Regions from separate parts of the Homo sapiens genome. Here region 1 is linked to region 2. A link is an interaction called in ENCODE POLR2A ChIA-PET data of the cell type or tissue named here. Cell type or tissue: B cell. All regions are shown on one strand. Each heading gives the region's core, and the rest is flanking DNA. Links, peaks and the distances in the headings are about the cores only.

Region 1 (2,500 bases), core at 1-2,500, 220 kb before region 2:
AGGTTTGGAATTTAAAGTTAAGTTTCCCACAAAATATCTAGCTTGGGCTCTTGATTATAGAGAAGCTTGGAGTTGTACAAGGCAATGTATTAAATGCTTAAAAATCAACTCAATGAAAAAAGAAAGACCTATTACACTAAAATCACATTTGAGCAATTCTCTGGTGTCCAAAATATAGAAACCCTTTATTAAGCTTCCATCATGAGGGAAAATAAACTTTCTGATAATGGGTATTTACCCCTTTGGGTATCAAAAGGCTTTTTGTTAACTGTTCTGGATATAAATATTTTAAAATTATTTTTCACATCTTCCTGTGTTGTTAAAGAATCTACTTTAACATTAATCTGGTCTTCGCTTTTTAAAGTGATCCACATAACCACATATTACCACGCTTTGCTATTTACAGATATACCCTTTGGCATCAGGTGCCCCCCTGCCCGTCCATCGATGCTCATAGGGGGCTGTATTTTAATTCTTCCACTTCTTAGCACCTCAGCAGCTGTCACTTCACTGAATTCATCAGTATCATTCCTACCCGTTGCCTCATTTTATTCTTAGCCCGTGTCTGGGGCTATAAGGGGCACCCCATAGAGAAAGTACATGCCCTTAGTGAGGGTCCCCAGCTACTCTAAATGGCTGGGGCTGCTGAAATCCAACTTTCAGCCCAGAAGGGTCAGCCTTCTACATCAACTTCATTTCAGACACAATTGTTCTTACCTCCATAACTGTAGAAAGCATCTCTTTCTCTCACTCCAATGACAGTTCCCAAGACATCTACCTGTTTTATTGGATGTCCATTGTACAAAAATACACCTAAAATTTAAAAAAAGCAAAGTCGACATAATGTATGATTACATTTTCTGCTTCAATAAATCTTAACTTGTAGGGGGGAAGGGAGTGTAAAAAAATCAATCCATGCTGTTTGCTGAAATTCTAGACTTAAGAATCAGTCCTTGACAAATGACAACGCCCCAAGAAATTCCAATGTCTTTTCCTCACAGGTCCTAAGTAGAAAGCTTGGCATTAAAGCTTGCACTAGACGGGAGAAAACCAACGCTGTCCAACTAGATTTGGTTAATGCACCCTGTTCTGAATGCTCACAAGGGGCCTGAAAACAGTCATTATACTGGGGGACCAAACACAGGACTATATTTGAAGCAACTAGAAGGAAAGAGAGAGGAAACCATGAGAAAGGCTTCTTTGGCTTTTTTTTTTTTTCAAACAAGTGCTTTTCTAAGAAACCAGTCATGATTTCTTTGAACTGGCAATAGCATTTTTTTTAAAAAAAAACAGTAAGTAGGTTACAAAACGCTACCCTTTGGGGCCAGGTTACAACCCCAAAACTTCTCTTTTTAAAACTCTGTTTTCAAAACCTAGGCTACAGATGGTGGCAGGCAACTTCCTGCCAGAGGAGAAAGCTGAGAGGGGGAACCTACCCACTGATACCCAGAGGCTTTTTTCTGACTTGGGGCCAGGACACAGAGGGGCTGCTCAGAGCAGGGAGTCCCTGATGGTCCCAGGGCTGTCCTGGCTCCTGCAGGTCTTCCCTTCTGCCTGTCCCCCAATAACCTAACCCGAGCTCCCCACTTCACCTTAAGCTACACGCACTGTGTTCCTGTCACCTGCAGCTAAAGAGTCCTGCCCAATCTCTTTTCCAGCCTCTTCCCCCCGCCCCCATGACGGCTAAATTCTTTACTTTCAGAAACAGGTTATAAACTTTCATATGGTGATTTCCTTTTTCTTTTTTTTAAATTAGACATGGGCATCTCACTTTGTTGCCCAGGCTGGTCTTGAACTCCCGGCCTCAAGCGATCCTCCCACCTTGGTGTCTCAAAGTGCTGGGAGCCACCACACCCAGTCAAGTCCTTTTTAAAATAAATATACGAATTCTAAATTAAGAAACAATGATCACCTCAGGCATTTGGCCATTCTTCCCCTCACATCAAGCATAGTCACAGCTTCTATTCTGTCCATTCATGGGGGGACCTGTGGCCTGAATCCCGACGCCCCTTATAACCCCCAGACTGGCCTCTGCTGATGGCTCTGTTTCCCTTGTAGACAAAGGGACTGAGAAAGAGTCCAAAGAATGAACAAGGAGCTTCTAAGCCTCAGTTACAGAGAGACACCAAGGGAGTGAGACGTGGTTTTAAGAAATAAGAGGTGGCAAATTTAGCCAAAAGCAAGACCCTCTCCCTCCACAGAGGCACGCTTCAAGAGATAACCTGGTGGTTGGAGATTGTCCTCAGGACCACCTTGCAGGCATGAGCTGAAGATGGCAGGAACAAGGAGGGAAGGAGCCTGGGTCACTGTGTCACCCCCAAAAAGAGAGTCACCTCCATCCAGGAAAACTTGGATTGAATGGAGACAAAGTGGTTCCAGTCTCAACTCCTGGTCTCAAGCAGAAGCCCAACTAATTTTTAAAATTTTTCATAGAGATGGGGTCTCTCCCTGTCGCCCATGCTGGCCTCAAACTCTTGGCCTCCCAAAGCACTAGAATTAT
Region 2 (6,492 bases), core at 845-3,344:
CTTAAGCCAACAAAATAGCCATAGAACTCAAGTTGAGTGACATTGTAACCATTCTACATATGACCATCCTACTTTTTCCTAGATAGAAGTCCCATTCATCCCTGTGTATGTTAGCCTTTAAACCTGCACATCCACTAATTTAACAACTTTAATTAAGTTGAACTAGCATGACTAGTTATTGACATACATGTTTTTTTTTCTGTTTCAGAATGATCTGTCTCAGTTACAGTTGTTAATAAAGAAGTGGAGAAGCTGTAGCCAGCTCTTGCTTTATGAGTTGCAGTCAGCTGTGTCTGAAGAGAACAAGAAACTAAGCCTTACTCAATTGATAGACCACTATGGGTTAGATGATAAATTACTACACTATAACAGAAGTGAAGAAGAATTTATAGATGTTTAATTCCTGATTTTTGCTCCAGAATATCTTTGAGAATGACAACTTAATTAAAAGATACTTAGGCACTTTTTTTTTTTTTTTGAGACTGAGTTTCGCTCTTGTCATCCTGGCTGGAGTGTGATGGTGCGATCTTGACTCACTGCAACCTCTGCCTCTCGGGTTCCAGCAATTCTCCTGCCTCAGCCTCCCGAGTAGCTGAGATTACAGGCGCCCGCCACCATGCCCGGCTAATTTTTGCATTTTTAGTAGAGACTGGGTTTCACCACGTTGGCCAGGCTGGTCTCGAACTCCTGACCTCAGGTGATCCACCGCCTAGGCCTCCCAAAACCATTAGGGCTCAGAGGAAGGTATCCCAATGAATATCAATTAAGGGCACTTTAATATATAAATTATAAACTAAGTTCTAAAAGGAAAATTAGTATTTTGGATAGATTTGTCAAAACGACATTTAAGTCATGTTTAAAAAGTCATTTGGGCAGTTCTGGAAACTAGTTTTAATACATTTGTTTTTTATGACAAAAAGTTTTATTTTAAATGTTAAAAATTGTCCAATCTGGTGAATGTCTAACCCTAAAGTTTAAAAATTTCTGCCTCCTAAGTTTATGTACCTTGTTTCCATCCATTTACCACATATTTCCATCTGATAGTCTAGCAGGTAATTAAACTTATATGTCCAAAACCATATTCTTCCCTGTCTCTTCAAATGTGTTTTGCATATTCATCATTTAGTGAAACAACCATCTATTTCTTCTTCTTTTTTTTTTTGAGACAGAGTTTTGCTCTTGTTGCCCAGGCTGGAGTGCAATGGCACGATCTTGGCTCACCGCAACTTCCGCCTCTGAGGTTTAAGTGATTCTACTGCCTCAGCCTCCCGAGTAGCTGGGATTACAGGCATGAGCCACCACCCTGGCTAATTTTGTATTTTTAGTAGAGACGGGGTTTCTCCATGTTGGTTAGGCTGGTCTTGAACTCCTGACTTCAGGTGATCTGCCCGCCTCAGCCTCCCAAAGTGCTGGGATTACAGGCATGAGCCACCACACCCGGCTAAACCATCTACTTCTTATAAAACTACATTTCCTTATCTCCCACCCACATGAAGGTATCATGGCATATAAGGTTCTTCGCATTTGTTTGCCTTTCTAGCTTCATCTGTGAAATGGGTTAAATTTAGATTGGTTATTCTATTTATGAACCCACCTCCACAGGTTGGGTTTCTGCTGCCAAATTATACAGTTGTACCTATCATTTTGGCCATATATGGAGATAGGACCCAAACTGGGCCAGTCTCTGAAAATTTGGAATTTAGCTCAGGAAAAGAAAGCCCATCTCTTTTTGTGACTGCAGCTGTTGTATATATACCTGGAAGCAGCAGAGCTGACATGCTTAAGGGCAGTGAGTGTGCTTACCGAGAAAGGCAGAGGTGATAGGAGAGAATTTTATGGATCAGTGGCTTCCTGGTTTTAGTTGCTAGTCATTCTTAAGAGCTTTCTGGATTTCTGCTTTTGGGTCCTTTTAAGTGTTAAAACAGCTTTACTTAGCTTTTTCAAAAGCACTTCCCTACTAGTTTAGCACTCCTCTGAACCCCCCTCAAGTACATCCCACTTTCAGTCCAGTCCCTCCACATAATCTAACCAGTGTTGAATGGTTGGCACAGCAGGAGACGCCAGGGCCCTGCTTTTGTGTCCATTCTAATTGTTAGTGCCATGCCAGTAAACTCTTACCCTGCCCACATACACAAATTCCTGTGCCGCTGGCCTTTATGAATCTGAGGAGACTGGCCCAGACATCATATGAGCTGCCTCTAGCACTGGGATTCCTAGATGGGCACCCCTGTGGACTTCTACTGTTCTAGTGCTTATCAGCCAGCCTCTTATCACTGCTTGCTGCCAACCAGGGGCCTAAATGTGGCAGGGGAAATGTTGCCCCTTGTGGTGGTGCTGGCATTTTGTAGGTCATTATGGTATTTCTCCAGATCTCAGAGGCTGCAGCTGCCCACTGCTGACAGGCACATCACCTGGAGCCACCCATATATATACACTTGGGGGAAATACAGCATCAGCGAGACTCTGGTTCTGGGAAAGCTTAGGGGCATGGTAATGGGGATTTCCAGGGCATTGACTGGGTGCTGAGGTTCCAACAGCACAGCAGCTGCTCTGTTGGATTTAATGGGATGCTTTTATTAAAAACCACTGACTATGACAGCTTTACTTATAAAAATGAGAGCTAATACAACATAGCACTTGTTTTTAATTTTAAAAAACTAGAATATTCCAGTTTTAAAGAAGAAGAAATATAAGATAGTTATTTCAAAATTAAGAGGTTATTTAAAACTCCAATGGCAGAGCCAAGATTTGAAGCCCAGGAATAGATCCTATAATTTTAATTCCTATGCATAAAGCCATACTGTGTCTGATCCAGTTAATTATATCACTAGTTGATAATATAAATAATATTTTAAAGGACTATAAAATATGAATATATTTGCTGTTCAGCAGAAGCTGAGAGGAGTCAATACCATGAACAGTATTAAGAGAGGAGTTACTGTGCATGACCCACATGTCCTTCCAAAGCCCCAAAACCAGAAGGTATCTCCCGTTGAAAGGGCTTCTGGAATAGGGCTTGATGGCAAGAGGTGCCCACTAAGCCCCACTCCATCCATGCCTCAAAGTAAGGCAGTCAAGCAAGGAACATTGCCAGAGTCAACAAAGGTTGATGACTAAGAAATAGAAATGATGCCGGCTGCTTTGTTAAGACCTGGGAATCCACAGAGCATTATCTAGTGAAATTTGTGGCACTACTAGCAAATGGAGTCTCCAGACAGCTAACTTAGGTGAAAATGGAGTTTGTGTCACCAGAAAAGATTGTAAAAAAAATCAAGTCTAGTACATCTATGGTTGACTCAAACCAACAGGACAGAGAACTTCTGGCAATACCATCTTAAGTATAAAGTATTTGCACCCCTACCCTGGGGTCTGTCCCCACAACTCTCATCTCAGGGATAATTTTGAAGGACCCCAGATGTAGGAAATGGTACCCATGGGCACTTCCCTACTGAATACGCCAAACTGACTACTTCATGAGTCCGTCTAGTACAAAGGAGGGGAATCATCAAAGTGTTGGTCCTATCATTTCCCTTACCATCCCCATCCAGCACAGATCACTATGTGGGTGATCAATTACATCTTCTAAAGATTTATTTTGCTAAACAGAAGATTTTATAGTAGCTCTCTTGCTTTATCTACATCAGTGTATATTGGATATGGTACTGAGGATTAAACTTAACGTTGAGTTCATAAATTGCAGAACAGTGAGACAGTGACATCACTTGGAGATTGTGGTCCATGATCCCTGTGGACAGCAGTCCACAGGTTATGGAAGGGCAAAGCAGTTTTATGGCCAATTATTCATCTCATTATATAATTATCACCATCTAAAAGTGATAAACTACTTCATGGAAATAAGAAAGTATTTTTCTGTTGGTTAAACCCTATTGGGTAAAGCACAAAATTGAATTTTCTATTACAACATAAAAGAAATGTAGATTATGTCTCTAAAGTATGTTGTAATTTTCTTCTGAGATGGAGTCTCGCTCTGTTGCCCAGGCTGGAGTGCAGTGGCACATTCTCGGCTCACTGCAACCTCCACCTCCTGGGTTCACACCATTCTGCTGCCTCAGCCTCCCCAGTAGCTGGGACTACAGGCGCCTGCCACCACCCACCACGCCCGGCTAATTTATTTTTATTTTTATTTTTTATTTTTAGTAGAGATGGGGTTTCACCATGTTAGTCAAGATCTCCTGACCTCGTGATCCACATGCCTCGGCCTCCCAAAGTGCTGGGATTACAGGCGTGAGCCACCGTGTCTGGCCAAAATATGTTGTAATTTACAAATGATACAAGGCTTGGAAAAAGCTCTAACAATTTGTCTTGTTCTCATTGGTGCAGCAGAGAATAATCTAAATACTCTCGTAATTTTTTTCTGATTATGAAAGAAATGCTTACTGAAGAAAATGAGAAACAGAAGAGCATAAAGATAAAAATTACCCATAATCTCATAACTTTTCTGACAGTTTCATAAAATTAGAAATGCTAGTTTGGCAAAGAATTTCTTTTTAAGACTTTCTATACCATAACTATGAAAATATCTTTGATCCAACTCAGATTAAATGAGTAAAATAGATCTTGAATACTTTCTGACTTCAAGTCTTGTTTATTCTTGAATAAAAACAGCAATTCATGGTATTTTACACATTTATTCATGCAGGACAAAAATTTGTATACAATTAAGGCTAAAATTAAACAATTTTTTATCTAAAACATGCAACTCAGAGGACATGCTACTTCAATTTCCCAGTAAGAAAGAAAAGGAAATCATTTTACCCAAATGAAATGATTTTTTAAATGATTGATTTGGCCTTGTGTTTTCCTGCCAGCGTTTTTACATTTGAACAAGAGCAGGAAATGTTTTCATTCTTAATCTTTCAACTTCAGTCTGTAGTATTGAAATCTGTTCAGCTTGTTGTTTTGAAATATTTGTTAACTTCTGCTGTTGCATCATGTTTTCATACCGTTCTTTGACAATCTTTTCACAAGTCAGTTTAGACCCTATCCCAAAAATGAATAAAGGAATTCGATTATTTATCAATACTTTCAAATACAGAAGCAGCACTCAGAATCATACATGTGGAAGAAATGCTGGTAGCAAAAAGGCATATGCACTTGTATGTTTACAGCAGCACTATCACAAAAGCAAAGACATGGAGTCACCCTAGGTGCCCCATCAACAGTGGACTGGATAAAGAAAATGTGGTACATATACACCATGGGACACTACACAGCCATAAAAAAAAGAATGAAATAATGTCCTTTGCAGCAACATGGATGTAGCTGGAAGCCATTATCCTAAGCAAATTAACACAGGAACAGAAAACCAAATACCACATGTTCTCACTTATAAATGGGAGCTAAACAGTGGATACTCATGGACATAAAGATGGTAACAGGGAACACTTGGAGGCCAGGTGTGGTGGCTCACACCTGTAATCCCAGCACTTTGGTTAGCTGAGGTGGGCGGATCTCTTGAGCTCAGGAGTTCGAGGCCAGCCTGGCCAACATGGCAAAACCTACTCTCTACAAAACATACAAAAATTAGCCGGGCATGGTGGTTCCTGCCTGTGGTCCCAGGCACTTGAGGGGGCTGAGGTGGGAGGATCAATTGAGCCCAGGAGGTGGAGGTTGCATTGAGCCAAGATCATACCACTGCACTGCAGCTTGGGCAACAGAGGGACACCCTGTCTCAAAAAAAAAAAAAAAAAAAAAAAGAAAAGAAACACTGGGGACTACTAGAGGGAGGAGGCAGGGAGGGAGGAAGGGCTGAAAAATTATGGGGTACTATGCTCAGTACCTGTGTGACGGAATCATTCCGTACCCCAAACCTCAGCATCACACAATATACCTAAGTAACAAACTTGTACATGTACTCCCTGAATCTAAAATAAAAGTTGAAATTATTTTAAACAATGTATTTTTAAAGAAATGCTGATAGCTTTTTAACTGTTGTATACATTTTAGGATTACTGATTACTTTTAAAGAAACCTACAGTTGGTTAAAGAAAAAAAAGCATGCTTACCCATTGCATTACAGATGTCTTTTCTCTCTGAGACAGCTACCAACTCTTCTCGTAGATTGCAGCTTAGGGCATAATTTGCTATATCTTTTTGATTGCTGAACTTTCCAAGTTTTTTGAGTAGTTTCTTGCAGTTTTCCACATTCTTTTTGTGCATCTGAAATTTTTGTTCCCATGACACCCCACAAAATTAATTTTGAAAAATGTAATTTATCCTATAAAGACATTATTCTTATATTTTAAATACATTATCATCATTAAGATAACATCTTACCGCCATATCTGTAGTGCCTGGCATAGTAGGCACTCGAGTTATTTGTTGAAAGGTAGAATGGTATGTTAATAACAAATTTTAGAAAAAACATTTTGTATATTCTTAAACTGAGAGAATATTTTAAAAGCTTGAGATTGCTTTGTTTCTAATATATGCTACATAATAAAAACTGACCATTTTTATTCAGTGATGATT

The links. Peaks named below come from ENCODE experiments on the same cell type or tissue, not always from the same donor. Only the 100,000 strongest peaks of a DNase experiment are listed, where the experiment ranks them.
Region 1: POLR2A ChIA-PET joins it to region 2 with 5 read pairs; 15 of 35 experiments call an interaction of 5 or more read pairs at or near these places.

Annotation. Positions count from the first base shown.
Region 1 is chr10:103,909,810-103,912,309 of GRCh38, forward strand. It overlaps STN1 (STN1 subunit of CST complex), which reads right to left. Exons shown (of 10, transcript NM_024928.5): 3 at 718-813. Among named protein-coding and RNA genes, the nearest start is that of STN1, 7.1 kb to the right of the region's middle. In B cell, for the core only: no CTCF peak of the experiment used is centred there; a DNase peak (open chromatin) is centred at 1,482; H3K4me3 peaks cover 763 bases; H3K27ac peaks cover 2,289 bases.
Region 2 is chr10:104,125,305-104,131,796 of GRCh38, forward strand. SFR1 (SWI5 dependent homologous recombination repair protein 1) reads left to right here. Exons shown (of 4, transcript NM_001002759.2): 4 at 209-1,079. The coding sequence ends at 400. It overlaps CFAP43 (cilia and flagella associated protein 43), which reads right to left. Exons shown (of 38, transcript NM_025145.7): 37 at 6,027-6,180; 38 at 4,584-5,001. The coding sequence ends at 4,835. Among named protein-coding and RNA genes, the nearest start is that of SFR1, 6.4 kb to the left of the region's middle. In B cell, for the core only: CTCF peaks have their summits at 2,274 and 2,478; a DNase peak (open chromatin) is centred at 2,327.